2 separate regions of the Homo sapiens genome follow, and region 2 is linked to region 1. The links are chromatin loops, found by intact Hi-C in ENCODE. Cell type or tissue: gastrocnemius medialis. All regions are shown on one strand. Each heading gives the region's core, and the rest is flanking DNA. Links, peaks and the distances in the headings are about the cores only.

The links. Peaks named below come from ENCODE experiments on the same cell type or tissue, not always from the same donor. Only the 100,000 strongest peaks of a DNase experiment are listed, where the experiment ranks them.
Region 2: it touches region 1 in a loop (2.1-fold over the local background); 3 of 110 quality-filtered maps call a loop at or near these places.

What each region holds. Positions count from the first base shown.
Region 1 is chr15:54,266,717-54,282,722 of GRCh38, forward strand. All of the region lies in intron 10 of UNC13C (unc-13 homolog C), which reads left to right. Among named protein-coding and RNA genes, the nearest start is that of UNC13C, 300 kb to the left of the region's middle. In gastrocnemius medialis, for the core only: no CTCF peak of the experiment used is centred there; no DNase peak of the experiment used is centred there.
Region 2 is chr15:54,206,710-54,222,715 of GRCh38, forward strand. The region is part of intron 4 of UNC13C (unc-13 homolog C); the gene reads left to right. Among named protein-coding and RNA genes, the nearest start is that of UNC13C, 240 kb to the left of the region's middle. In gastrocnemius medialis, for the core only: no CTCF peak of the experiment used is centred there; no DNase peak of the experiment used is centred there; H3K4me3 peaks cover 1,432 bases; H3K27ac peaks cover 3,329 bases.

The DNA.
Region 1 (16,006 bases), core at 5,121-13,120:
TGTACCTCCTGTCACTACAGACAAGATAATGAACATATCCATCAGTGCCCCAAAATATTCTTTATGCCTCATGGAAAGTCATCCCTTCTGACTTCCCGTGTGCAAAGGCAGTCTCTGGTTTGCTTTCTGATGCTATAGGATACTTTTCATTTTGCATTTTCTAGAATTTCCTATAACTAGAACAATATGGCATGTAATGCTTTGTGTGGTTCTATTCATTCAACGTAATTATTTTGAGATCCATCCAAATTGTAGGGTATGTCAATAGCTTATTTCTATTGCTTGTTAGCATTCCATTTTATTAATATATCACAGTTTATTTTACTATTCACCTCTTGATGGATATTTTGGTTTGTTTCCAGTTTTTGGTTAATGACAACAGAGTGACCCATATGTTAAATGAATGACTCATGCTAAAACTGACATTTGTATGTAAATATTTGTGTGGACATATGTTTTTATTTCTCTTGAATAAATACCTAGAAGTGGAATGAATAGCTGAATCACGTATTCGGAATATGTTTATTCCGAATTAATTTAGGAATTGATTCATCTTTTTTTAACAAAACAAAACAAAACAAAAAAACCCTGATGGAATTTTGGTTGCTTTAAAGCACTGGCTAAGATTTCCAGTATGATGCCAAATCAGAGGTAAGAGCAGACATCTTAGTCTCATTCCCAATCTCAAGTGGAAAACTTCATTTCTTGATTAACTATGGTATTAGCTGTAGCTTTGTTGTAGATGCCATTTATCCAGTTAAAAAGTGATTTTTCTATTCTCAGTGAACTGAGAGTTTTGACCAGAAATAGATGTTGCATTTTGTTACATTCTATTTCTGTATCTATTGAGATGATCATATGATTCTGACTGTCATTTTAATTTTTTTTTGCTTTTTCAATAACAAATCTGCAGTTGTCCACATTTTTGCTTCTCTGTGTATAACATATCTCCCCTACTCCTCCAACTGCTTTTAAAATATTTTTTCAACTCATTTGTACAATTGGTTTATGATTTCACATGGTGTAATATTCTTCCTTTTTCTAGTGTTTAGGGTTTGTTTAGCTGTTTGGGACTGTGGGTCTACAGTTTTCTTTCAAATTTGGAAACATTTGGTCATTATTTCTTTAAATATTCATTCTGCTGTCTGTTTGGAGGCTCTACTTGAATACATATTAGGCCTCCTGAAGTTGCCTCATAGCTCCTTGACACTCTGAGGACTTTTCTTTCTTTCTTTTTTTTTAAATTTTACTTTAAGTTCTGGGATACATGTGCAGAAAGTGCAGGTTTGTTACATAGGTATACATGTTCCATGGTGGTTTGCTGCACCTATCAACCCATCATCTAGGTTTTAAGCCCAGCATGCATTAGGTATTTGTCCTAATGCTCTCCCTCCACTTGCGCCCCACCCCCCAACTTTACTTAATTTTTTTTTTCTTATTTTTTTCTTCTGTATTTCACTTTGGATTGCTTCCATTGTGTGTGTTTAAATTCACTAAGCTTTGCTTCTGTAATGTCTAACCTGCTAAAATCTAAGCCACTGTAATTTTCATATTAGGCATTTTCTTTTCCATCCTAGGAAATCCTAACTGGGTCTTTGCATCTTCCATGCCTCAACTTAAATTTTTGAAAACATGCAGTATTTATGATAACTGTTTTGATGTCCTTCCCTACCAATTCTAACATCTATGTCCAATCTTGGTCACTTTTGATTGATGGATTTTTCTCCTCATTATGCATTACATTTTTCTGCTACTTTGCTTGCCTGGTAATTTTAGCTTGAATTGCAGACATTGCAAATGTTACTTTGTTGCTTGCTGGATATCGTAGCATCCTATAGGTATTATTGAGCTTAGTTCTGGACATACTTAAGTTACATGGAAATATTTTTGTGCTTTGGATCTTGCTTTTCAAATGTGTTAAATGGGAATGAAATAGTGCTCAATTTCAGGCTAATTATTCCCCATATAATGAAGGCAAGACTCTTCAGCATACTCTTCCTACTAACTCATGAATTAGGAGGTTTTGTCTTCTGCCCAGTAGAAATTAGTATGATTTCTAGGACTGGCTGTGTGTTGGGCACTATTGCATCAAACTTTTAAATCTTAATCTGGCCTTGGGCAGTTTCTTTATGTGCATGCACTTATCATTACTCAACTCATTTCTCAAGGGGACCCCTGTGCAGATTGTTGAAATCTTCCTTCTGTTCAGCTCTTTTATTTTTGATATTATGCCCTGTGACCTCTAGCTGCCTTGGTCTTCCCCAACTTTCAATTCTGTCTTTCAACTCAAAGAGTCTAATGGACTCTACCTTGGTTTCTTTTTTTTTTTAATTTTTTATTTTATTTTATTATTATTATACTTTAAGTTTTAGAGTACATGTGCACAACGTGCAGCAAACTATCTACCTTGGTTTCTATTCCTTGCACAATGATTGGAAAACTCCCTCAAGGCAATAAGCTGAAGTAATCATAGGGCTCACTTTCTTTCTTTCTTTGTTTTTCTCTCTCTCAGGGATCACTGTTCATCACTGACATATCTCCATTATATTGAAAACCACTCTTTGATATATTTTGCTCACTGCTTGATTTTTTTATGTGGGAGGGTATCTCTGGTCCCTGTTAATCCCTCTTGACTAGAATAGAAAGTCTGGAAACCTGAATTTGATTGATAAGCCAAAAACAAAATAAAACAGTATGAGAGCCAACATAGGGCATGTCAAAGAGAATAAAATTTCTAGAAATATTGATCCAGTTGTAATCAGTAAAATAAAATAGAAATATTTATTGTATTATTTTAATCCTTCAAAGGGTCCTCCTTGAGAAATCAACTGAGTAATGATAAGTGCAGCCAAATAATGATGCATGTGATAAAACTACCTAGGACCACCCAAGTACTTGATGTGACAATTCGCAGTGCTCATCCAGACCAGGGCTAGTGCTTGTTCCCACCAGACTGGCTAAAATGCATCATAGTTCATGGGGAAAGTACACAGAAGTACACACCGGAATGGACCATTAAACTATGAATTATCTGTATTATTATTGGCAGTTTTCATATAATTTTCCATGTTGTGTGCCTGGTTTCCTTTTGATAGGAGGCTCTATCTGTACTGGCAGTAACAATATATGTATTTTTTAAACATCATTTCAAAGAAGAAATTCAAATTTAACACTGTACCTGGCCATGCATGAACTATATATAAGTACATAATATTTCAAAATATTTTCCACTTTACTGATAAAATATTTATTAACTTTAAGTGAAGCTACACTTGTAATTCTTTTCTATTTGTCTCCTTTTTAAATGCCAACTTTTTTAACATTAGTTCTTTCTGTCATCAGTTTCCTGAATTCTGAGATTTTATTCTTATTATACAGGTTCTATATCACTGGCTCCAGAAATACTATTTTGAAGCTACCAGTGCATGTTTTCATTTATCATAAAAATGGCATGAGAATTGCAGAGTTACCTTTTCTTTATAAACGGTTCTCTTTTGCAGAAAGAAATGAGTTCACAGTGAATTTATGTTCAGACGTTGAAAAATGTATACACATCACAGATGAACTCATCCATACCTTCCCCTCCCCTGACAGTTCTGCCCTGTGAACTGGGGTGGAAAAATATATACTGACATTCTGAAAATAAGATGTTTTATTAATAGTGTGACTTTAACTTCTGAGCTTTAGCTTGTCTAATATGAAAAATAGGGATAATAATACATACCTCACAGAATTGTTGTGTTTTTTGAGGTAGATACTATATATGAATTTCATAGAACTTGTTAAGTGTTAAAAATGATAGCTGTATTATTATTAGCATTAATAACATGATTATATCTTTGTGCTGAGCTTCAGGTCTTTACACTAAATATGACAGTAATAGTCCCATGCCAAAAAAGTTCCAACTTGAATAGTGAGGCCAAGGGAGAACCAATGAATAGGTTGCTGTAAAAAGAAAAAAAAAATTCTACTAAAATAAGAATCAGAGAACTGAGACTGGGAAATGGATCTGAGAGATAGTTTTGTCCAACTTGCTCACTTCACTGATGAGAAAATCAAAGCTCAGATGGGTTGTAGTACATTCGACACTACAAAGTAGTGCCCTGTTGTGAAGCCACAAATAAGATACAAGCAGAAATTGGGAAGTGTGATTTTTTTTCCCCCTACATCCAAACTCTTCACTTGAAAAATTGCTGCAGACCTAAACAAGGCAAGCAATCACAAAACTGGTAAAATGAAAAGGTAGTTGAAATAATTTTTCAACTTTGGGATTTGGCCTTAATTATCCCCCCATTAATTGCACTTTAATGCCCTCTAGAGATTTTAATGCTAAATAATTTCAATTTTAATTTTATTTATCTTACTTTAAAACAAAGAGTTTGAATTTATAATCTTTAAAATACTATAGATGTTGTGTGATTTCAGAATGGGGCACTCTGGACAGCATTTGGAGAGAACAGAGGCATAACCAATTAAGCCCTTACAGAAATCTGAGTTACAAGGGGTTGTAAACAAATGTTTAATTCCTAAAATATCACGTGAAGATTAATTAAGATAACACATATGAAAGCACTTTGAAAATGATAAAGTGTCATATAAATCTAAGGTGCTGGTTATCTTTGCTCTTTGATACTGAATTGTATAGTTGATCATTTCATAATTAATTATGACCTTCAATTTCACTTTCCTTTGCTACTGTTAATGAAATGTCTTATGCTTATCATAAACCATTCCCTCAGGAGGAAAACAAGTAAGTCTCTCTCAGTGAGTTATAGAGAGAAAATGCCAGTATGGTCTGCCAGTTTGAATAAGAAATTTGAGAGTTAGGAGATGACATTTTCTTCATATGTTGATGCTGTTCTCTGAGGACTCTATAGTTGAGGCCTTGGTGCCTCCTTTTTGCAAACTTCTGAAATAAAAACAAATTTCATGCTGACTCCCTGCAAGAGTTGAGGTAGGTCATAAAGCTGATAGTAGATATGTGTTACTTAATCTGTTTTTAATAGATATTAACCATTGGAGTAAAGAATTAAGTTAATGAAAGTCTAGTCAACAAAATGCCTGTGATAGGAGTGCAAATGTGTCCTCATTTATAGTAGCATTGAATAGGCATGGGAATGGTAGTTAAGTATTCTACGTATGTAACCGACTGGACAATCAGCTCCACTTACTTCTTGGAGTATCCATTTAATTCCACCTAATTTCCTGAGTGACCGTTATATGTAAAGCACTGTAGTTAAGTACCATGGAAAGTATTGACTTAAAGAGTGATTCCACGTTATACAAAAAGCTCTCTGGCCAACAAGATTATAAACCTGAATACCAGTACTATTCTGGGTCTAACATGTTTCTGGACCAATCCTTAACCTCTTTGAATCTCAGTTTCGCCATGGGAAATGTGCTAAAAGTTATTCCCCATCTTGACAGACAGTAACACTAAACTCATAATGCTGTAGTTTAGAAGCATGATTGTTTTGGACCTTTTGAAGTATATGGCAGCCACGTTCAATTCCTAGCTACCCAGATGTGGTGCGCAGAGTGCCTCAGGCCCATGGCTCTCCACCGTGCCATGTGCTGCTCAGCCGGGGCTGAGTATCAGTTAAGCATAAACTAAGCTCTATAAAAGATAATTTATTTAATACCATATTTAAAATATTTTGATAGCACAGCAGACTAATATTTTAAAATGACAGCCTGAACATAATCATGCATCTGATTTATTGCCTAGATTACCAGCAGTCTTTTCCTAGGCTATGTGGGAAGGGAGTATTTCCTCAGTTGTCTGAGCCATTTTACAGTGATGGTACCAACATCAGCAAGTCATTTGTCACAGAAGATGGTTCCACAGTTTCTAAAGCAAGGAGTTTAGTCACACTTTATGGGATTAGAATTTATTTATTTATTTATTTCTCTTTTTTTTCTAATCATTGCCTACATTGTGATTATGTCTAGCAGCAGGAAAATAATAATAACCAATTCTACTGTTCGCTTGCTAAATGAGATTGAGCCATTACCTATCCACATACAGCGAAGCCAACAGAACAGAATTTACATTATCACTGCTTCTCACTAGAATCTAAGGGTTTTATAATAAATAGCGGAAGGAGTTATGGAGAGATCTAAATTGAATGTCATAAAATATAAACTTAGGGTCACCAAAGAGAATTAATTCACAGTCAGTAAACTAGAAAATATCAAATCAAGATGCATGTTTAGAGCTATCACTGTAATATTCCATAGGCAGGGGTGCAAGGTGCTATGAACTTGACTTAGTTTTAAATTGAGAACCAAACAGAACTTAAATAAAATCTCCCAGATCTTTAGGGAGCAGTTGGGGGTACAAACAGCAATCTTTGTGGGTAAAAAGGACTGTTCTGCAGGAATCTGTCTCAGTCAGAGGAAAGAGAACCCTCTACAATTAAACTAGTACATGGAAAACGGATTAGGTGAGGACAAATTTTAATATATGAGAACAGAAAGTCCTTGCAGAAACCAGGAAAAGCCAAACAAATTGTCCCAAGGGCAGAAATGATTATGCTTGTTTATTCCTCTCTTCTTCTCTGAGAGTTTATTCACCTATATCTGTTTTTCCATCTTTCCATTTGCACACACACTCCTTTCACTGTGTCCCTATCTCCCTCCTTTCCCCGCTTTTCCCTTTCCTCGCTTCTCTGCACACTGATCTGATTCTTGATCACTACTCAATAGATTTTCTTGTTTTTCACTTCCCCATGGTATATCATAGCCTTGGCCATGTGTTTCCCAACTCTAGCACTCAGTTTGCTGCTGGAAACCTATTTGGGTTTTTCAATAATTAGCTCAGTTCATCTTTACAAAGCACCATACAAGTCCTGGGTTATTGGTCTATCAATGATTGGAACATCTTAAAACTATCACTTGTATGTTTCATGTGTGGAATGGAGACCAGGGAAGTCTTAATGGGGCATGCTAGTCACTCATTTGTGGGTTGAAGCAATTTCCCCTGAGTGTAGTATTACACTACAACCAACTGATCTAGCAGCATTTTCAAGATCCGAAAACTAAAATGCCAATCTATCTCTACTTGGTTCATTCCCTCACTTCTTGGATGTACCCCTTGTGTAGACCACCTATTTTGAAAGCAGAAAAAGATCAACACGCTAGTACTGTCCCTGGCCAAACTGGGAGTCTGCAGATCCCTGTTGACTCAGATCCATATGGTGTAAAATTCAGCTTTCTGAGCATTTTTTTGGTTAGTATCCGCCCCAACACTCTGTAGATAAATAATTCGTTGAACATGTATTTAAGTGTGAGGTACTCTCCACAGTGTTACAGACACTGAGGTAAATATGTAAGACACATGATTTTTTTTGCCCCAGAGCTTTCATTACAATTGGAGTGGAGATGATGCTGAGGCTAACATCGTCAACAGGGGGAGCCAGTCCTAGGGAGGTAGGGGAGAAGTGGTCAGTTCTGCCTGGTGCTGCCAACTTGACTTGACAATAGGATAGATATTTGACTCCAAATAAAAGATGTTTAAAGCAAGGTAATATTTGAAAGCTGGGCAAAAGAAGTTTTAAATAGGTAAGCAATGTGTTGAAGAAATATTAATGGCAAGGAAGAAATATCTAAAACAAAACCCAAATCATTGCAAATATCATTATAATTATAGGCATGGATATTTGTGTGGTCATTTACTGTATCTCAAATCCTATCATATGTATAATACTTCACAACTAATCATTGTCATTATGATTGTTGTTATCATTTTACAAATGAGAAACCTTTGGGAGACCAATAGATTTTTGCTAAATAATCCATCCCAACAAGCAAAATGGAAGAAACACAACTCATGCCTGTATCTTCTATTATCACATAAATATCCACTTAAAGGTGTGTACTATAAACTCTAAAGCAACCACTAAAAAGAGAAAACAAAAAATGTTATGGTTAAAAAGCTAATAAAGTAGACTTTTTTTTTTTTTTTTTTTTTTGAGACGGAGTCTCGCTCTGTCGCCCAGGCTGGGGTGCAGTGGCGCGATCTCGGCTCAATGCAAGCTCCGCCTCCTGGGTTCACCCCATTCTCCTGCCTCAGCCTCCCGAGTAGCTGGGACTACAGGCGCCCGCCACCACGCCCAGCTAATTTTTGTATTTTTAGTAGAGACAGGGTTTCACCATGTTAGCCAGGATGGTCTCAATCTCCTGACCTTGTGATCCGCCTGCCTCGGCCTCCCAAAGTGCTGGGATTATAGGTGTGAGCCACCACGCGCGGCCTAAGTAGACAAATTTTAATATCAAAAATGATAAATCCTATAAAGGGGGTAAAATAAACAAATGGGGGAAAACAGAAAGCAAATAGCAAGATGATAGACTAAAACTTAAATATGCCAATGATCACATTGCATAAAAAACATCTAAATGCCCCGAATAAAAGGCAGAGATTGTCAGATTGAATAAAAAAGCAACATGCAAGCATATCCTGCCTGTAAGAAATACACTTTAAATAAAGACACAAATAGTTATACTACTCGTAGGTAGGCTACTTAGAACACTTTGCCCAACAAGAACAGAATTATCTATCATTTTGAAGTACTCACAGGAGATTTGTGTTGATAGCAAATAAACACATGAAAATATGCCCAATAGCATTAGTTATTAGGGAAATTCAAATTAAAACTATGTGAAAATCACATCATACTTAGTATAATAGTATGTTCTTTGTCCCCTAGTATTATTTTTTTCTGCCCTTTTTTGAACCACTTGAATATTTTTTATAATTGTATATGATATAGTTTGTTGGGTTATTTATATCTCATTATTTTGTTATTCTAGTTATTGCTTTAGAGTTTATTATGTATATATCTTTAAGTTATAACAGCCTACCAGTAATATAATATTAATACTACTTCACATACAATATGAGAAAGTTATAATAATACACTTCTAGTTGTCTCCTCTATACCTTTATCCTGTTGTCACTAAGTGTTGGTGAGAATTCTCATAGAACTGGAATTCTGTTGTTGGTGGGAATATAAAATGGTAAACCACTTGGGAAAAGAATTCATTCCTTTATTGAAAAGAAAATATGTGTCCATACAAAGACTTGTATACAGATATTCATAGCTGCTTTTTTATAATAACTTAAAACTGAAAACAACCCCAAGTCTTCATCAATAGGTGAATAGATATCAATAGGTGAATAGATATAAGTCGTGGTAAATCCAGAGACTGAAATACTAGTTAATAGTGAAAAGGAATGAGCTGTAGGTATACACAATATCTTGGGTAAGTCTCAAAATAATTATGGTAAGTGACAGAATTCAGACAGGAATTCTTACAGTATAATTTCATCTATATAAAATTATAGAAAATGCAAAATGCAGACTAATTTCCAGTGTAAGAAATCAGATCAGTGTTTTCCTGGGGAGTAAGGAAAGGAAAGGATGAGAGGAACTGATTACAAAGAATCTCAAAGGAACTTTTGGAGAAACTTTTGAAATACAACTTTAATTATGTTAATCATGGTGATGATTATATAGGTGAATGCATATGCCAAGACCTAAAAATATTGTACATTTCAAATGTATGCAGCTAATTGTATTTTAGTTATACCCCAATAAACAGTTGAAGAAAAAACTCTGACAAAAAATAACTCATTCACTGTGTTAGCAGAGTCAGTATTCCACTAATTACACCCCACAAATTCAAGATGATATAAAATTGCTGCTTCTACTATGATGATTATGACCACACAGTAATATCAGTGATCCTGACCACCACCATCCTTTGTGGTCTGGCATTAATGGTTTACAGTGTTCAACACATCTAAAATCTAAAATACAGTATCATGTGCATTTACATCCTTACATTTATGGCTGAGAAAAATGTCTCAGACTTTTGTGAAATTGTAGATAGTATAGCCAGAACCCCAAGTTCCTTAATGGGCTAGTTAGGATGTAATACTGTTGTGAATTTTTTATACGTTACTCATTGAGTTCTATATAAAAAGTCATTACTCAAAATTAAAAGAATGTGCTATCTCAGGCATATCTACTACTTGCCTTTAACATTTTTCCCCATTAGTCTTACGACATTTGAGACCATTTTTGATACAGTCCTTCCAAATTTTTATGTACTTTATATATGTTACTGTAATTTTCCTCACCTAAGTTTTGAGCTACTTAAGGACAACCTCCTAAAATAATTTTGGGTATAAAGTAAGCATAAAAATATGTTTAATAATTATTTTCAAAAGATAATTTCTATAATTGATTTTTTTACCAATGAAAGCATCTTCTATAAACTTTTACTGTTAATTTAAAAAATTTATTTGCACTATTGCTTCACTCTTATTTCTCCTTTGTTTTCAATGACATTTTCTTCCAAATAATTCCAAAGACATGCCTTTCTTTTCTGTGCACGATACTCAAACATTATGATATGAACTCAGATGTTGACATTTTTATCAGCATCTCCACAATGTTTTCCTGCCTGATGAAATGTTAAGAATGCCTTTAGTCTTCATTATATGTTTGTTATTTTCTTTCAGTTATGTTTCTACCCAGTAAACTTTGAAGCTGATTTTGACTAGAATTGGACTGGGAGGGACAATAAAATGGATAGCACTTCTTTTGACTTAGTTAAAGCACTAAAATAAGAAGTAGGAAGTAACCTCTTGAGCTTTTATTATGATTAGATCCATATCATCTTTTTTCACCCTGTCCTTACAGAACAATGTATAAGGTTAAGAAAGAACAAGATGGAAACCTACCACTAACTCTGGGGGAACATTTGGCATGACTTTTCACTGCAAGATGATGCCTAAGGCGCCCTCTGGCATTCATAGGTTTATTACTTTATAGAACTCTACTAATTGGCAGATAATTAAGTATATGTGCTGGGAAAATTTCATCAAAAAGGAGACATTAACTTTATCTTTTTAATATTGCTGCTACAAGGGCCATATTTAAAATGGTTTAAGACATGCTTTAATAAATATTTAATTTTAAGCAATTATTTGTTCCTTGCTTTGTTCCAAGGATGAATTAAAACAAATAATTCAGTTGTATTTTTCAATTGCATGTTCAATCACAAGGATTGAGATGAAACCAAATGATTTGAACCCAATCTATTTCATAATATGAGAGTAATGTTGTAGAAAAAAATGATACAGTTGGGGGAAATTAAGTAGCTGATAAATTGATGAACTGGCACTCCAGGCGATCTCAGATTTTGGAGGCTACTCTACAGTTAGAGTCCTTTAAGTACAAGTAGTAGCCGGTGCACAGTCAGAGAGAAACAATCCCCTTAGATAACTTTCTGTTTATGGAAAAGGGATCAGCGTGGCATGCAACTCAAAAATAACTCTTATGTCAATGCTCTCTACCGACCTAACTTTCCTTACCATCTTTGGCCACTCCATCCTGACCTGAGACCTCTGACTATTTTGCCTAGTTTTTGCTGTGCCTTTTTAAATATTGGCACCCAACTCTCTTTTCACCACTTTTTAGAAATCTTACCCTTTTTCTTTATCAGCCACTCCTTATGAGTATGGATCTTGTGATTTTAGAACTCCAAGAAAATTCTTAACAGCCAGAAGTTTCTTTACTGCTCCCTACTTTAGAGTCACATGTCAGGTTAATATTCTCATGTGAGCTTGAAAGCTTTAGATTTCTTTGAGTAGACAAAATTAATCCCCTATCTGGCGAGAGAGGAATTGGGAAGTTCCCTGAGGAATGGCTGAATTTCTGGAAAAGCATTCACTAATGTCTAAATGATCCTCTCTAGGATCAATGCTGTTCTCAAATGAATCAAATTTAGTATATCTTGATGATCCCAGGGCTTCCTCAACTTTGTCGTTAAGCTGTACAATGCCGTTCTTCTCTCCATCTCCCCGACACTGATCTCTTCAGTATCTTTAATAATCAGACTAGGTTTTGTGAATGCACTAGTTATTTTTTTTAAATGTAATATCTTTCTTATACTTGCAAAGCACATACTGGATTTTCAGTTAGGACACATCCTTCTTCATCATGCAGAACTGGTCATTACACAATCGAGCCATGTGAAATTCTTGACATTTGACCCTTTTGACCTATAAAAATGGAAATATTATATGGTTCAACCTAAAGTAATCGCTTTCATCAGAATGATTTCTATGTGAACCATCAGTCTTACCTCTTTATCACCTAGAGCACAGTATTTGTTATACTTTTTAAAATATAAGCTATGCTTATGTTTGATCAAATTGGGTTGTTTTATGTTTTATTACACAAACTTTTGGAAATATTAAATACATTCAAACAGGTGTCTGGTAAATTTTTCATTCAGATGTTCATAAACATATTTATTCAACTTTAGTTCTTATGGCACTTAAGTTTGCATTTTAATGATAAAGGGCAATACTGCAGACAGATGAGTACCAGTGCCAAAATATGACAGGTGTTGCCAAGTGTTTTGTGGTATTTGTGCAGTGACTTGGCATTTTCAAAAATTCCATCTCTTTGCATTTTTCACATCTAGCAAAAGAGCCCAGAGAGGACTGAGGAATAACCAACATTACTATTTGTGAATTCTTAAGAACATTTGCTCCGTTTGAGATAATTGGTTGAAGCTTAGACTTAAGTGGAAAAGTTAATTGGAATGTGAGATTTCCTAACATTTCTCCAGCAGTTCCTTGGTGATTAGTACAATCTTCTTTGTATAAGCCTGTACTGTGCTGTTGTATTGCTCATGTTTGGGATGAGAGGGATGTTAGTTGACAGTGTTTACTTTTGTGATTGCCTCTCCCGATTCAAGTTTGGTGTTCAGATAAAGTCTGTTTGGGAAGCTGATGGAACCACAACTTGTTACTGGCATTTCCATCATTGCCTCAAAGTTTCTTGAAAGATGGCAGCTCTTCTTTTCTAGCAAGGAAGGTGGGGGAATAGCTAAGAGAAAGGATGCCAGGTGTCTACAGAAATGAATGCTGACTGATCCTGTTTTCTTGCCAAAAATAAACTCTGGCTATTGATTTTGTTTAACTCTTTTTCTCTGGCAAGAAATATTTATTATCTCCCTAGAGGTCTTTTAGATGTGGGAATGTGAAGCTTTTCATTAGAATGTTTTTCTGTTCAGATAGGCTGGTAAGGAAATAGAAAAGTATTGCATGAATATTTATGCCTGTATTTTGTTTACTGTAGGATGGATGTGCTCCCTAAAAGTCAATATAATATAAAAAGATAGGTTTTCAATGATCTCATCAGCAAATATTAAACAGTAAAAATTCTTAGTGTTAATGAGAGTACAGAGAAGCAGATAGAAGGGTAAGCACATACGTGTTTCTGGATAACATTTTAGTAATGTGTGTGTATACAGATATGCATATAATATGCACACCTTTAAATCTAGCAAAGCTACTTTTAATAATTTGACTAACATATTTTCACAAGTTTATAAACATATACATATACAAGGGGTTCTGTGGTTCTGTGTAGTATTGCTTCCAACAGTAGATAAATGGAAACTACTTAAATGTCTATCTACTGTATATAGGGGAATAGTTAAATAAATTAGGACACAGTAATATAATGAAATACAATATACTTATTAAAAAGAATGATGTGTCAGGATGTACCCAATGTGTTAAGTTAAAGGGGTAAATGATATGTACAATACGATCCCATATTTGTCACAATTCAAAGTAGATACATGTATCTACTTTGATAACAATATATCAAACTTTTTAAAGGCAAATACTAATACTAAATAATAACTTTCTATTAAAATATTGACAATAACATTCAGTGAGTCAAGTAATGAACTGGATACAGCTATCACAATAAGAATTGTGCTCATTGCAGACGGAAATTGATAGAGGAGAGTTCCATATTTCTGAAAAACCCATTGTCTCTCTCTCTCTCTCTTGCTCTCTCTCCATATATATGTATACATACAAGTATACATATATAAACATATATGTATGTATATACATACATATACATATATACATATATAAACATATGTATACATACATATATACATATATAAACATATGTATACATACATATATACATATATACACATACATACATACATATATATATATACACATATATATATATATACTTTTTAAAAAAATTGTGACAGAGTCTCACTCTGTCGCCCAGGCTAGAGCACAATGGCGCAATCTCTGCTCATGGGAACCTCTGCCTCCCAGGCTCAAGCGATTTTCCTGCCTCAGGCTCCTGAGTAACTGAGATTACAGGCATGTGCCACGATGCTCGGGAAATTTTTGTATGTTTAGTAGAGATGAGGATTTGCCATGTTGGCCAGGCTGTTCTCAAACTCCTGACCTCAAGTGATCCGCCTGCCTCAGCCTCCCAAAGTGCTGGGATTACAGGAATAAGCCACCATGCCCGGCCAACACTCAATATTTTTAAAAGTCTTTAAACTATCCATATACTTATACAGACTGACTATATAAGCATTAAAAACAATTATAATAGTTTATAAAGTGCTATTATTTTTCCAAAACTTTTATATCCACAATTTTCTTTCCAATTCACTCATTGTTACTAGTGCAAAATGTTTATTAGTCTTTATACAGAGGTTTCCTTTTCTGAAATAAGAAAGTTGGATCATACACTCCAGAAAAATGCTTTGTGTTTAAGATTTATTATCAAGACACAAATGCTAAGATCTTTCAGAAAAGGACAAAGAAATACTGAAAGGACTGAGAGAGAGAACCAAAGATATACTTAAAGCTAAATATGTAGTTGTATGTATTTTTTCATGGCATTTTCTTTATGGGTTTGGCATGTGGTGTGCTGGTCATTTGCCTTTCAGCTCTTCTATTCCTTAACTGCTGTTATAGTTTTCTGGTAATTTACAGAATGCAACAGTGGGAGAAATTAAAACCACCAACTCTCAGTCAAATACGAAGTTGAAAAGAATGCATGCATTCATTCCAGAGATACTTACAAGTATTGCTTATGTATCTATACACTCCAAAGTGCTATACTAAGTGATACACATGTACACATTAATCCATTTAATTCTTACAACAGTATTATGAGGTAGGTATCATTATTATTATCACCATTAAACAGAAGACAAAACCAAGGCAAAGAGATTAAGTAGTACAATAGTCAACAAGTGGTGGAACCAAAAGTGAACTCTCATTTTTATTTTTTTTCTTGTTAAGTTTTACTGTGGTATAATATACATATGATACAATTTATTCATTTTAAGTGTGCATCTGGATTTGTTCATGTAGCCTAATGTTTTTGAGTTTCATTCATGTGGGGTATGTCTCAGCAGGTGGTTTCTTTTTAATAATGAATACTATTCCATTGTATGGGTACACTACATTTTGTCTCTTCTCCAGTTGGTAGAGGTTTGAATTGACTCTACTTTTAGGTATTATGAATAATGTTGCTTGAGCCCTTAATCTTAACCAGTATTCTGAACTACATCTCCATCATATGAGTGATTTTTAGGTAACTACTGTAAAAAATTTTGCTATCTCTAGTTCTGATCATGTATGTAGTTATATATACAGAATCATAAATATATGAACACATGTATACATACATATACACATACATATATATCATCAATTCAATATGTATATATGTGTAATTATGATGTGGGATATTTCTCAGCCCCTTCGCCAGACTTGTAGAAGGGGCGCCCTCTCTACTTGTCCCACTGCGCTCAACCTCTTGCAGGAGTGAGCAAGTGAGCGTGGGATATAGCCAGCTGCTCTGAGTATAGGAGTAAGCCCCATGTGGGACCTGTGGCCAGACCAGGTGTGTCACTTCAAGGGGAACATGGCACTGCCCAGGTGAGGGTGCCCACGACCCCAAAACCCCAGAGGGGGTGTTACAGTGCTTCTTTACTTTTGTTGTCCATGGATGGTGGTGTGTTAGCAGCTCAGTTGGCCCCTTGCCTCATCATGTGGGGTGGGTGCCCTCTGCTGACAAGTGCAAGGGGCCAGTGTGACAGCCTTTTCTTCCTACCTGCACTCAGTGGGTCCCAAGCTCTT
Region 2 (16,006 bases), core at 3,732-11,731, 61 kb before region 1:
ACATTGTGAAAATGGGAGCCTCATCGCACTTCTAATAGATATACTAAGAGTGAATGTAAAGAGTCAACTCAGTGTGGTCAAGCAATCTTAGTCTAGAAAATTATAGCGAAGTGAAACTGTACGTCAACAGCTCTTGGCTTATGAAATTGCTCTGGCAAGAACACAATTCATGAATGTCAGATGTCTATAACTTTGGCTTGTGTTTAGATCGCCAAAAGAAAGCACTGTGCTGAGGTTGTTAAAATATAACCCATTCCTAATGGAAGATAAAACCCAAGGTACCCTAAGTAGCAAAAATACCGTGGGCCCTAAATAAAAGTTTGGATCTCACAGTAGCAGAGAGGAAGCATCCTCATGCAATGCATTGTACCAAGGTAAGGTAGCAGTGGCACTTTATTGATGATGATGATGATGATGATGGTGATGATGATGATGATGATGATAATTACAAGGATTTGAATGTTGGTTGTTCCGAACAAAACTCATGTTGAAATTTGATTCCTGATGTGGCAGTGTTGGGAGGTGGGATCCGGTGAGGGGTGTTTGCCATCATAAATAGATTAATGCTCTCCCTCAAGGTGAGGGAGTTCTTGCTTTCCTGAGAATGGATTAGTTTCAGAAAAAAGCTGGTTGTTAAAAATATTATAATTTTCTTATTTTCTTTCTCTCATGTCCTCAGTTGTCATGTGATCTCTTTGCACTCCTTTTTCATGTTCTGCCATGAGCAGGAGGAGCATGAGGCCCTCACCACACATAGCTGCCCAATGTTGAACTTAGGGGAGGGAGAGGAGGAGAAGAAACTGTGAAAGTAGAAATAAGCCTACTGGCATTTTACAATTAAGTTTTTGAGGGAATGGAATAATTCATCTACGTTAATTATCCAGATAACTGAAGTACCCATTAAAGATACATATAATGGGGATAATTTGGAGATAATTTTGATTAGATATTTTTCTAAAAATTTGTACATCTCTGACTTCTTAAACAATATTCAGAACACAATATATGTCTTTTCTTAAAATGACTCAATGCCTGTCATGAATATCATTCACTACTGTAGTGATCAAGAGAAGCACTCTGAAACCAGACTGGTTGGGTTCAAATGTAAGCTTTATATGTGTCAGTTGTGTGATTTTGGAACAAAATACTTAACATCTCTGTGTTTTAGTATGCTAATGTAGAAAATAAGCATAATAGTAGTTCCATTTCATAAGATTTATTGTATGGCTTTGTCTCAGGCTATTTTTAGTATAAAAGAATACTTAAACTGGAAAATTATTTTAAAGAAAGAGGTTTAATTGGCTTACAATTCTGAAAGCTGTACAAGAAGCATGGCACCAACACTTGCTCAGCTTCTGGTGAGGGCTTTGGGAAGTTTACAATCACAGTAGAAGGTGATGGGGAGCCAGCATGACACATGGTGAGAGCAGGAAAAAGATAGAAAGAGGAAAGAGGTGCCACATACTCTTAAACAACCAGCTCACATGAACTCAGAGCAAGAACTCACTTATCACCAAGGGGATGGTGCATTCATGAGGGATGACCCCCGCCCTGTGATACTAACACCTCCCACAAGGCCCCACCTCCAACACTGGAGATTACGTTTCACCATGAGATTTTGAGGGGTCCAATAGCCAAACCATAGCATGATTCAGTGAATTAATGTGCGTATGTAGCTATAACAGTACCTGCCAAATAATAAGGGCTGCATAAATGATTATTATTGAACATGTCAAAGTTGTTTACTCATTTATTCATTCCCGTAGGATTTATTGAGCAGCTACTATGTGCTAGGTGTTATTCAAGGCATTTGGTAATAAAGGCCCCTGCCCTCACAGAGCCTGAATTCTAAGTAGAAATGATAGATAATAAAATAAACCTAAGTACATTATGTGTATGATGTGTGTATGATGGTCATAAGAACTATGAAAATAAGAACTAAACCAGAATAAAGGGAATTGGAAGTGCTGAGGCAGGGTAAATTTTGGCAGGGAAGGAGCAGTATTAAATAGAATGGTAAGGTTATATAAGTCTCATTGAAAAGATGAGTTTTTAAAAATCTTATGTATCACATACAATAAATAGCCATAAACTATAGTACTTTTGAGGTAAAATAACTTTTTAGTTCTCTCACTTATATATTATTTTGCCCCCAATACATTTATGCTTATCCCATTTGTCAACACAGGCAAGCCAAAATGACGCAAGAACCCTTCCTCTGTGTGACGCAAGTCTCCAAAAGAGAAACATTAACTCCTTTATGCAAAGCAAGTCCATGGCTAACAAACCATGTCACCTAAACTTTGACTGCCTTGCCCTAGACTTTATCATGGCTCAGTGCTCCTGTCCTGAAAGGAAGTCTCTCTTGGGTACTACAAACTAGTCTTTTAGGCCCTCTGCTCCTCCTCCCACTCTACTGTGAATGTTCAGCTATATGGAGATTTAAGCACCTGAGGAGGGAGGATTTCAGAGTAGAACTGGAAGCACGATGGGGTAAATGTCTTAGAAACCCAAAGAAGGGAAAAGGGCTCTTGTATTTGAAGTTCTGTATTAACTTTATTTGATATTTGCGAGGAGAGTATAAGCAACTTGCAACCACGATTCTATACTCCAGTTATAAACTAACCCAAATGGTCTAGGGATTCAGGCATAGAGTGAAGTGTATCCTGAACTGACCCTTTACATTTTAGTGTTTTCTTTTTGGTTTTTTGTTTTTTTTTGAGACAGGGTCTCACTCTGTCACTCAGGGCTGGAGTACAGCTGCACAATCACGGCTCACTGCAGACTGGAACACCCAGGCTCAGATGATCCTCCCTCCTCAATCTCCTGAATAGCTGGACTACAGGCACAGGCCACCATCTCTAGCTAACTTTCTGTGTTTTTTTGTAGAGACAGGATTTTGCCATATTGCCAAGGCTGGTCTTGAACTCCTGGGCTCAAACAGTCGGCCCACCCTGGCCTCCCAAAGTGCTGAGATTACAGGTGTGAGCCACCACACCAGGCCTACATTTTATATAAATGTTTTATGTGTACAAATATCTAGAAGGTTCTACCTCTTAATATCGGCTAAACAACGATTACACATTTTGATTTTAATGTCAACATGATCCAACAAACTAGTGCAACTTCTTTAGAATTGGGATAGTCAATTTATCTATTAGGTTGAAATAAATAAGATAAAATGAGATAATACAGGCAAAAAGTATCTGGTAGATGTTAACATATTTTATTTAAGGTGTGTGTAAGACACTGTTTCATAACTACTGAATATTTTTGAATCAATTTTCTCTAACTATATTAACTTTGAACAAATTATTTAACTGCTGTGAAACACAATTTCCTCCTCTATATGTTAGAAATAATTCCTACTTGAAAAGTTATTGTCAGAGTTACAAAGAATACTCATGAAGAATCTCGTATGCTACCTGACATATAGTTGTTGTTCCAGAAATGAAATAAATATTTATTATATTATGCAAAGAAAACTTACTATATATAAAATATATATATATATAGTTAACTGCATTAATATATATATATATATATGGTCTAACAAAACCAGTGTTAATTTTTCTTGTTTGTTATTTAGAGTTATTTCTATATTAGCTCTCTAAATCAGTTACTTTGTCACTAATTAGATGATTAATGTTCCCATATAACAAGCATGGTCATAAATGAGGATTGTGTGGCACAAAATATTTATTTTTGTACTGAAATGCAATGCTATGTCAAAATTACTTCATGATGAGAGATTCAAGCATTTATTATAAAAATCTCTTCCTTTTTGAACCATTGGATATAGTTTTATATATTTTGGTTATATGAAATTCAATTATTTATAATTCCATGCATTTATGCGTCATCACATGTCTCTTTATATGTTTATATGTCTCTTTAAGGTCAAGAATAAACTTATTTTATGTTCTCTACTTTAAGAACTATGAATTTCTGATATTTTACCCTACTTAAAAGCTGACTAGTTAGTCTGCCACAGTTGCATGGATGCTGGCAGAAAATACCATAATCCTGATACAAAGGTCAGAGACAAAGGATTTTGTTATTCATGGCAAAGCAGACAGCATTGGCTTCTTGTTTGCAATGGTTTCCCTTGTCCCAGTTCCCACAGGATGACTTGGAGGTGGGCCTTTGTGGATGCAGGACACGCGGTGGACTTAAGCAAGTCAAGCCAAACTTTGCTTCACGGGGAGACATTATATTTATTACACTGATCAGCAAACAAATCTGTACTCTATTCCACAGGAGTAGATGCTACAAAAGGCAGTCAGAGCCTCTACTAGCAAGACGTAAAGAAATGCAGGGCATTCATGAAGAATTGTCTGGCAGCACTCTATAGCACTTAGTAGGCTAGGTATCATAGTAGAAACTCAGTGAATGCTGAAGTAAATTAATTTGACCAGGGAATCATTTCAAAGGAGCACTGAATTGAAGTCATCACTGTAAATTACGCAGCTATTTATGTGAACTTCTATGCTGGCTTCCCTTTCAACTGAAGTTCTAAGAAAGATACTGATTTTAAAGAACTCAAATATTTCTATAAATGTTATGTAGAATGATGCTAAGGGTCCATGGCAATCAAAGATAGAGATAAAGGGGAATGAAAATTCAATTAGTGAAGTGACAAATTATAGGAGTTCCTTACTGGGATATTAGCAAGAGTTATGATTAGTTGTGTGCTGGTAAATGTTTAATACTTGTAGGTTTTATTCAAGTAGGAAAAAAAAGTCCTACTTGGTAGCATTTGCCTTTTTTCCTAGTATCAAGTTATCCTACTATGACCAGTTTCAAGCTATCAATGTGATTATCTCTGAATGCGGAGTTAGGGAAATATGTCTACAGTTTGCTCTTCATCTAGAACCGTGGGCTAGCTCCAGTGCACCACTGGTTGTGGTGTACAAAGTGGAAGTAATAACACCAAAAGTTCACTCCCCAACAAAGCTCCATCCTTTGTCCCAGTGTTCCCCATCAATATGAACAGTGTCAGGTGCAGTGCTAGTGGGATTTCATGGGATATCCATATTTGGCAGATCTAACATTCATTGCTTAGTCTACAGAAGAATCAAAGGAAATGAGCTTGTATGACAACTCTCAACCCTGTGAGCAGGACTGAGGTCAGGATGCAGCGTTATTTTTCAACCCTTCCAATGCTATCATTATTGATGCCAAAGTCTTCTCCTCCCTCTTACATTGTCCCTGGGTTGTAAGGTAAGAAACAGGAGATTCCGTTTTGCTGGCTTATTCACTCCCACGACCCATTTATTTTATATGGGGTCCTAATTGTCAGTAGCTCAGATGCTTTAGCTTACACAAGGAGGCTAAGTGACCAAGTTATGAACACTAACATATTTTGGGACCAGCACTTGCTGACTGGTACAACATTGCTACCTTTGTTCCATTATCATAGTGCTTGAAGTTTACAAACAAACTTGACATGTTCTCTTTACCTCATTTCCCAAGGTGAAATAATCACAAAATGGTAAGTAGCTAAGCTTTCATCATGCCAAACTGCTGAGGAGAGATCCATGGGAGAGGTGTTATGGACAAACACCAAGCAGGCATGCGCCCAAAGGAAAAATTCAGGTAGATGTTTGTATCATTTTTATGTTACTATTTTCAGAAACATGCCTGATTTTAAGTGACTCTACTTACATTCTACTGTTCAGATGATTCTTATCTAAGTCCAGAGAATCATATACAGTCACTGGAAACAGCTCCCACATCAATGTATATTGAAAAATGACTGTTAAATTATGTACACAATACCGTGCTCCTTGTGGGATCTGGGAAGAATAAAAAAATATGTACACAATACCGTGCTCCTTGTGGGATCTGGGAAGAATAAACAAAGTCTTCTTTTGCTTCTCCAGCCAGCACAACCAAATATCCCAAATCTACATAGTTTTTCTCCCTTCTTCTCCCTCAACCTCAATTAGATCTATGTCTGTTTGTTTGTTTTAACTACTGGATTTAAAAAGTGCTTCCAGAATACAGTACTAGTTTGACAGTCGCTAGCAGAGTTGATTACACATTAAACTAAACATAGATGGATATGTCCTCTTTCAGACAGCTAAAATTACCTTTTGGTTGGGTGTCTGTTTTGGAAAGCTCAATTTCAGTTCCAGCAACTGTACACCTGAAAATGCAAGGCATACCCATTAGGAACAAACAGTACTTTTTCTCTATTTAAACCCTGATGGCCTTGAGGAGGCAAACTGCCACTATGCTAAGCACAGTAAGAACAACATTTTGGATTAGAGACATAATGAATCTATTTGTTTTTCAATTTTTAGAGAATCATACCGGTTAGAATAATAACCTTTGCTTCAAACCCCGAGGCAGAAAAGAAAACTTGGACAATCTTCTAATTTCTAATTACTCAAGACCTTCAAATGTGTGTCTATATGCTTGTTTTTGCTTTAGTAAGAAGTGTTTTAAAAGATGAATATTCCACAATGTTTACATATATTGAAGCATTAGGTTATACCCTATAAATATATATAATTATTATTTGCCACTTTAAAACTTTTAAAAATGAAAAGAATTCTTTCATTCATTAATTTCATTACTTATTTATTAAGTATTTAATATGTGTAAAATCCTATACTAAATACTAGAGAGGAAAAGTATATTTTATATAGTTCCTATTTTGGAAGGGTTTTTAATCTAGTGAAAGTCAAACATGTGCAGACAGCTTTAGCACAATTTTTAATGTGTATTATAAAAGGAATAAATGTAGTGCAATGGTAGCATGGTGAAATGGGTTCTCAACTAATTGATAGTTACTTAGGAACATGCAGTTAAGTCTTGTTAACTTTGTAAGCTTCTAATCATTTGCACAATCCTGGGAAATTACCCCTCTGGGTACATTCATGGGTTGCAGGCAAATTATTTTTACATGGAGAACATACATTTATTCTTGACCTTAAAGACGCAAGTTGTTGAAGAGATGTGTGATGATGTGTAAGTGCATGTAAGCATAAAGCACTGAATTGCATGTAACCAAAAATAGATAAAGCTATATCAAGCAGTTCAAAAGGGGAAAGATTTCTTATTTTGTAGCAGATAGGTAGATTGGGGAAGACATTTTGCAACTTGCCAACCTAACAGGTAGTATTGCTGGAAACTTTCAGAGGTGAGGGAATTTTCTCTAATCCAATGGCACCAGAAGTTTACCAGCCAAAGGCATTGAGATCACATATCCAAGGAGGCAAAGGCACAGACGGAGCTACCAAGGGAGAGAAATAACACATTGCAAATTGATGGTCAGAGAAACTTTTAAAAATTGACACTACAAATTATTATATCTTATCCTTGCCTGTGTGGATCAATTGGAATCCCTCCAATACCCATTCCCTAATTGGCAGTTCATTAAAACAGTACCTGATGTACAGTTGTTGCTTTTTTAAAAATTATATTTTAATTATACCCTAAAAATTCCATAATTTCTTTTAAAATAATGAGACAACAACGGAATAACAAACAACCAGAGCTTGGCTCTAGTTGTCTGTGAATAGGCTACTTCCTGATGAGATACACAGCCCAGGAGTTTTCTTTATTCTTTTCTTTCGCTAGTCTTTAAAATGAGCAGGACCTGAAAGGGCATTCTTGGTACTGTCTATCAAAGCTAAACTACTCGGTGAGATGTGTCTTTAGTCTGAGCTAAAGTCTGAGTTATGTTTTTCGTTGCAGTCAGCTTTGAACTGTGAAACTATATAAGAGGATGCAAGAAACATTGTCTAATAATAAGAGGGGTGGGCTGTGAAAGTCTGACAACCACTTAATAGTGTTAGTAGTCTCTGCTGTCAGGTACTGCTAATTTTCATTAGTGATAGAAGAGGGATTATTAAACATTTTAGGGTTTATATATGCAGCATACTTCTAAAGGATAGTGTGATTAAAAGGAATAAAGCGTTTCAGCTTTAAGAAATGTAGTTTCTTTGCTGTTGGAGATTTGATTCTACTTAATGACTTTAAAGTAAGCTATTAAGAAGTTGGTCTTTCATTAATTATGAATGATCATACTTTTAAAAACTATGTGTAAATGGCTGCTGAGATTTTCCTGAGATTACTACAAAAATTAGCTTCAAATCAAGGAACATTAATGCACACGATTTCATATTTACTACAGCTTTGAACCACAGAAGTGTGACTTAGATGTTTAAAAGCTAACACCCTAAATTGAGACCCTAAATAGCATGAATTTTAATTAAAGGGATTTTTTTTCAAAAAAATAGTGGATGCTATTATTATGAGAAAGTTTTGGGGCTGCATTTTTTGTTTTCTGTTCTGTAGCATGTAATAATGTCTGAGGCTAATTTAGGTACACAGAACATTATGGAGGGAGTAAGGTTTTTGGTATAGGTAATTGCAAGCTCTAGAAAAGTCTGTATTTTCTATTTGACAAACAATGTGTAAAGAAAATGAGTCCTAGAAGGTACATATTGTAATTGAGTTGTTAAAAGTTAATCCCTGACACTGACATTGTTCCCAAGCCTACCATTGAGAAAACCTTCAGGAGACTGTTGAAAGCTGCATTTAGGCTTTTTTACTTCCTCAACTCATTATACCAAAAACCTAGGACCATTTGGTTATTTGTTTTTCTCTGAAAAATATTTTTCATTACTGGAAATACAATTTGAAATTCCCTCTCTCATCAGGATAGTGTATCATTCATGTCGTCTCCCACTCTTTGAAAACTTTAAAAAATGGCATTAGCTTTAAAAAATAATGTAAAGGTGAATAATGAGGTAGTCACCACTTCTGAAACCATGTTTCAAAGGAACAAAGGTTTGAAAGAAAGCCTGCCTAAAGTGTTAAGGAGCATTATTGAGCTTTAATAGGTCAAATGCACAAGAAAAGAGAAAGTAATTTAGTAGAATACAAAGCCTCTCCTTGACAGTGAGGCCATCTTATCTTTAAAATATTATGGCAGTTTGAATTGGGACTTTTACCAGAGTTCATGAAGTGGCATGGAGGGATTGAGAAAAATAGTGGTGAAATTACCTCAGTCAAGACTCTCATTAAGAAGCCCATTAAGGAATCCAGGATTATTTCAACAATCTTTGAGACCACTTCTCTGTCTCCTTTATTTGTCCTCCAATCCATCATGAAAAGCACTGCCAGACTAGTCTTCTTAAAACATCATTTTAATCATGTCCGTTTCATGGCTAAATACCTACAGAAGATAGATGCAGCCATTTTGTCCAACATAAATTGAAACTGGGATAAGCTGGAGATGGGGAAAGTGGTTATTAGAAAGTCAACAAAAAGAGTTCCAGGCATAACACAATAAAATTCACAACAAATGTACATGGTGATCCAAATATAAAGATGCAAATGAGAGAGGATGTGAGGATGAGAGACAGTGAGTGTGTACATGAAGGAAAGTGGACAAGATTGGATATCTCTTGGATACTAGAGGCAAAGGAGGGGTAAAGGACAGGACTGCAGCGAAAGCCTGGAGCCCCGATTATGTCTAGCTTGCTGCCAATAATCTGGGTATCTTGCACAAGCATTTATTTTCTTCGCAGCTCATTTTCCACATCCTTAAAATACAAAAATATTGGAATATAGCATTTTTTAGGTTGCTTCAATTCTATAACTCAGATTAGCTGTTATTTAGTATTTTAAACCTCTTTGTGAAATTGATGGTAATACACAAAACAGAGACGAGGAAACAGCTAAAAAATGTCAGGGAAAATAATTGGTTCTGGAATGGATATATTGTCTTGAAATTGCTGGCATGTTTGTGAAACTATGTGAAAACTTTTAAAAAATCGTTTATTGACAGCCAGTGTGTTCCAGGCACTCAGCAGAACAGACATACTCCTTCCCTACTTCAATGGAGTCACTTCCTATACAAATTTACTAGAGAGAAAGCAAGAGAGGGCAAATATGACACAGAGAGAAATAAAGGAAAACATTTAAAAATGATGGGCAATTCAACATGCCACTTAGTTCAGTATTTTATTAATACATGCCCAGAGTGAGCGAGATGAAAGACATTAATATTCTATGCCCTATTTAAGTTTCATTTTTCCCTTGCCTCACAAGCGTGAACATTGTTGTTCCGCTGAGGGTAATTTTATATATTTTTCATGCAACCATGATCTCTGAACTTAAGCCAGTTACATCATCTTATGTTCAACCAAGGGATGAGTGATCATGACAACACAAGAACTATAGCCATACTGGTCTTACTGTGAGATGGCATGTTGGTTTCTAATGTGGTTCCCTCCAAAGAGATCATCAGGTTACTTTAGAGTACTATGTGTTGTTTCCAATAAAGAAAATCATTCTGCTTTACAGCAACAGTTAAGGTATCTAGGAGTTAATGGAGAGAAGATGTGAGAGTCTGGAACAATTAGTACTGAGGAGGAGCTTTATTCTTTGAAGTTTATTTCCATTTTGAGATGGGGCTTAGAAAGATATTTGAGAGGATCAAAGTAGTGTTTTTCAGATATTAGGGTTCATAGAAAAATGAACTTGGTGGAGTCATCTGTGAGACTCTTGTCTGATGTGAAATTAAATAACTGGGACTAGGATTGTGGATAAGGGCAAGGCAAGGAAGTAGCTCAACCAGGATGTGGCATCATCAGAGCTAAGGTGCCAACCAAGGATCAGTAGAGGAAAGAAAGTCTGGAACAAAGCGTAGTCAGAAGAGGAAATTAACAGAGCCAAAAATACAATAGGGGGTATGATCAGAACTTTGTCGACCTGCCCTTCTATTCTTTTAACTCTCTATGCAGATAGGTACCTACAAGTTCATGTCTGCCAGAGGCTCTTTCATTAATCTGTTCCTTAGTTTGGATGATTGTAAATACCACAGGGCAGCAGGTGGGCCAGCACACATTCAATCAACTTTAATTTTGTTTCTGTCTACACAAGTCTCTGATCAAATAATTGCTACCAGTAATACATAATCTACTTATCTGTATTATCTCCATCAGTGCTCCCAAAGATGCTTTAAGGCAAGTAATTTTTTTCATTTTCCGCAGTAGATAGATTCATAGAGGATAAAAAATACTTACTGGCCTAGGAAATTTCAGGCTCTTATCTTCTTCCCTATGACTTAAGTTCTTGCTGACTAACCCTCTTTAGTGTGAGGTCTCTGACTTCTGCCAGGTCCGTAGGCTTCCATCTTGCTCTTTCCAGGCATCATTTCTGGGACAAAAATCTAAATTTTAAAACAGAACCATGGACTACTTAATGTCACATCCCTCTAATGTCAAGACCTATTCACCTGAACCTCAACTTTTCATTCATCCTTGCTACATGCCAGAACTAGTTCTAGGAAAGTAGAGATGAGTAATATCATTTTATTGATTTTTAAAAAATTTGTATTATAGTGGAGACATTCCCTGTGAACAAACAAAATGCAGTTTTATAGGGGATATGACAGAAGACTTAAAACAATTGTTCTCAGACATTTTTCTGCTCCAGTTCAACCAAAAAGTAGGACATCCTCCTGTCAGTAACAAGTGTTTACCTTTCAACCCACACATGTGCTGGCAACACATTTGAGGGAAAACAGACATAATTTTCTCCTCCTCTTTCTCCCCTCATTCCCCATCTGTTTCCACTGAGAAATCCTGAAGTTAAGGGTTACAGAGATAGGGAAGAGGGTTACCTGGGGATAGGGAGGAGATACTTATGGATCAGTGAGTGTGATATTACTGTCTTACTTGAATGGTAAGTAGGTGTTAGCATTTGCTACTCAGTGAGGAGGCCAGTACCAGTAGAGGGAATGGTGGAGTAAAAACAGAGAAGTGTGGAATAGTATGATGCCTCCCAAAAACCTACAAGGAGTTCAGGATGGCTGGAACAATGAAGCTCAAAGACAGAAGTTGAAAGAGATGAGCTATGAGGGGGCAATTAAGCCTCACTGGGATGTAAAGGGGTTTGTTCTATATCCTGTAAGCAATCAGGGATACTGAATATAAAAATGACATGCTTAGATTTTGTGTTATGGAAAAATCACTCTGTTGGCAATCCAAAAAATGGGCTGGAGAAAAGCTGGGCCATTAGGTCAGAATGCAAGAAGTGGAATAGGGCACTATTGATGAGGAGCTTCAGGAGGGGGACAGATGGCAAAACATCCTATTGTAACAATTCTACAACATACATTTTTAATACATTATAAAAAATAGAAATGCATCTTAATGGGACGTAAAGGACCTCTTCAAGGAGAACTACAAACCACTGCTCAATGAAATAAAAGAGGATACAAACAAATGGAAGAACATTCCATGCTCATGGGTAGGAAGAATCAATATCGTGAAAATGGCCATACTGCCCAAGGTAATTTATAGATTCAATGCCATCCCCATCAAGCTACCAATGACTTTCTTCACAGAATTTGAAAAAACTACTTTAAAGTTCATATGGAACCAAAAAAGAGACCGCATTGCCAAGTCAATCCTAAGCCAAAAGAACAAAGCTGGAGGCATCACGCTACCTGACTTCAAACTATACTACAAGGCTACAGTAACCAAAACAGCATGGTACTGGTACCAAAACAGAGATATAGATCAATGGAACAGAACAGAGCCCTCAGAAATAATGCCACATATCTACAACTATCTGATCTTTGACAAACCTGACAAAAACAAGCAATGGGGAAAGGATTCCCTATTTAATAAATGGTGCTGGGAAAACTGGCCAGCCATATGTAGAAAGCTGAAACTGGATCCCTTTCTTACACCTTCTACAAAAATTAATTCAAGATGGATTAAAGACTTAAATGTTAGACCTAAAACCATAAAAACCCTAGAAGCAAACCTAGGCATTACCATTCAGGACATAGGCATGGGCAAGGACTTCATGTCTAAAACACCAAAAGCAATGGCAACAAAAGCCAAAATTGACAAATGGGATCTAATTAAACTAAAGAGCTTCTGCACAGCAAAAGAAACTACCATCAGAGTGAACAGGCAACCTACAAAATGGGAGAAAATTTTCGCAACCTACTCATCTGTCAAAGGGCTAATATCCAGAATCTACAATGAACTCAAACAAATTTACAAGAAAAAAACAACCCCATCAAAAAGTGGGCAAAGGATATGAACAGACACTTCTCAAAAGAAGACATTTATGCAGCCAAAAGACACATGAAAAAATGCTCATCATCACTGGCCATCAGAGAAATGCAAATCAAAACCACAGTGAGATACCAACTCACACCAGTTAGAATGGCAATCATTAAAAAGTCAGGAAACAACAGGTGCTGGAGAGGATGTGGAGAAATAGGAACACTTTTACACCGTTGGTGGGACTGTAAACTAGTTCAACCATTGTGGAAGTCAGTGTGGCGATTCCTCAGGGATCTAGAACTACAAATACCATTTGACCCAGCCATCCCATTACTGGGTATATACCCAAAGGACTATAAATCATGCTGCTATAAAGACACATGCACATGTATGTTTACTGCGGCACTATTCACAATAGCAAAGACTTGGAACCAACCCAAATGTCTAACAATGATAGACTGGATTAAGAAAATGTGGCACATATACACCATGGAATACTATGCAGCCATAAAAAATGATGAGTTCATGTCCTTTGTAGGGACATGGATGAAATTGGAAATCATCATTCTCAGTAAACTATGGCAAGGACAAGGAACCAAACAGCGCATGTTCTCACTCATAGATGGGAATTGAACAATGAGAACACATGGACACAGGAAGGGGAACATCACACTCTGGGGACTGTTGTGGGGTAGGGGGAGGGGGGAGGGATAGCATTAGGAGATACACCTAATGCTAAATGACGAGTTAATGGGTGCAGCACACCAGCATGGCACATGTATACATATGTAACTAACCTGCACATTGTGTACATGTACCCTAAAACTTAAAGTATAATAATAATAAAAATAAAAAAAATTAAAAAAATGCATCTTAATAACTGATGGTTTATTAAAAATATTGGTAGCCAAGCAAATGTTGTGAGTTTCATTGCCTGCACACTTGTAAATGTAGTTAAAAGTACACTGGGAAAGAATCACTTTTTGACTGTTTTAGTGGTGGCATTGCTAAACAACTGCAATGTCTTATTGTTTCATTAAAAAAATAAGGATAATTAGGGGAAGGGTAGGAGGCTTGTTTGCCTGTTTTGGTGCTTTTGGTAAGATTGAGAACCTATCAACATCAAAACCTGTAGCATAGTGGTTTGCTACTTGGGATGAAAAAGACAATAATGGTGTATTATTTTATGTAATACTAAACCACAGATGCTCTTGCTGGCTTAGAGGACAATATTTTGGAAAACGTCCCACACGTTGACAATTCTGATGAAGTCTAATTCCAAAGATTTAGACTCTGAATCAGAAGTTTAAGAAATAAGTTAACAATTTATTTTGTGTATATTTTCCCTTCATGTATTGACAAAAATGGTAGATAAATAACAAAAGTCTATGTCATACATAGATTTTTCGTGTCAGTTTATGAGGGACCTAAATTTAAATTCTAATTGCTAAGAAGGCATAGTGTCATAATTTAATTATTTTTTTCACAATGTTGTATAAAATAATGAAGAGAGATGGTGTTATAGCTCTGATGAAATATGAAATCAAAAAATCGTTAGGATAAATTGTATGTGGAAAGTGAATCACCAATTGTACAAACATAAATATTCATTCAGTGTTGACAATAATTGAAAAGAGAAGGGAGGATAACACACTCTGAATGGCTAATATTTAGCAGGTGGAAATTATATGGAGTCTATAATAGTCATCAGGAAAATTATATTATATATATAAAATACATAACGTTAGGCAAAAATGCAAATAGGTTTTCATAGGTTATCATCAAATAACTAACTAAATAAAAAGAGTTGTTTGTAAAAGTCTAACAGAATAAAGTTGTATTAAAGAAGAGGGATTTAGAATGATTGGTTATCTTATACCTTGCTTTAATGTTCCATAATGCTAAAAAAAATAAGATTAATCACATAGCCCTATCGAACAATTGTTTTGGCAACACAGAAATAAACAGAAACACTGCATTTTCTCAGACCCACAGTCTTCAATTAATTCAAGAACTCCTTCAGATACAGAGTATACAAATTTTCTGATTTGTAATAGAAAATAGCCAGTCTGTGAATATTAGCTAAATAACTATCAACTGTCCTCTTGTGGAATGGCAAACTGTTGTCCCAAAATCAGAAAGATTTTTATTTGAAAAATTTGCTTGATAGTTTTTTGGGAATTTTTGTTTTATTTTAAATTTTAAATTTTTGTGAGTACATAGTAGGTATAGATATTCACAAGATACATGACATATTTTGATACAGGCATACAATGCATAATAATCACATCAGGGTAAATGGGATATCCATCAACTCAAGAATGTATGCTTTCTTTGTGTTACAAACAATTCGATCATACTATATTAGTTATTTTTAAATGTACAATAAATTATTGTTGACTGTAGTAATATGAAATACAAGATTTTATCCATTCTATCCATTATATTTTTGTACCCATTAACCATTCCCCCAACCCTCCTCCACCCACCCCTACCCTTCCCAGCCTCTGATAACCATCATTCTATTCCCTGTCTCCATGAGTACAATTGTTTTGATTTTTAGCTCCTACCAGTAAGTGAGCGTATGCAGTTTGTCTTTCTGTGCCTGGTTTATTTCACATAAAAGAATGACCTCCAGTTCCATCTATGTTGTTGCAAATGACAAGATCTCATTTGTTTTTATGGCTGAATAGTACTTCATTGTGTATAGGTACACATTTTCTTTATTCATCTGATGATGGACATTTAGGTTGCTCCTAAGTCTTGGCTATTGTGAACAGTGCTGCAATAAACATGAGAGAGCAGGTATCTCTTCAGTATACTGATTTCCTTTCCTTTGGGTATATACCTAGCAGTGAGATTGCTGGGTCATATGGTAGTTCTATTTTCAGTTTTTGAGGAACCTCCAAACTGATCTCCATAGTGCTTGTGCTAATTTACAATCCCACCATCAGTGA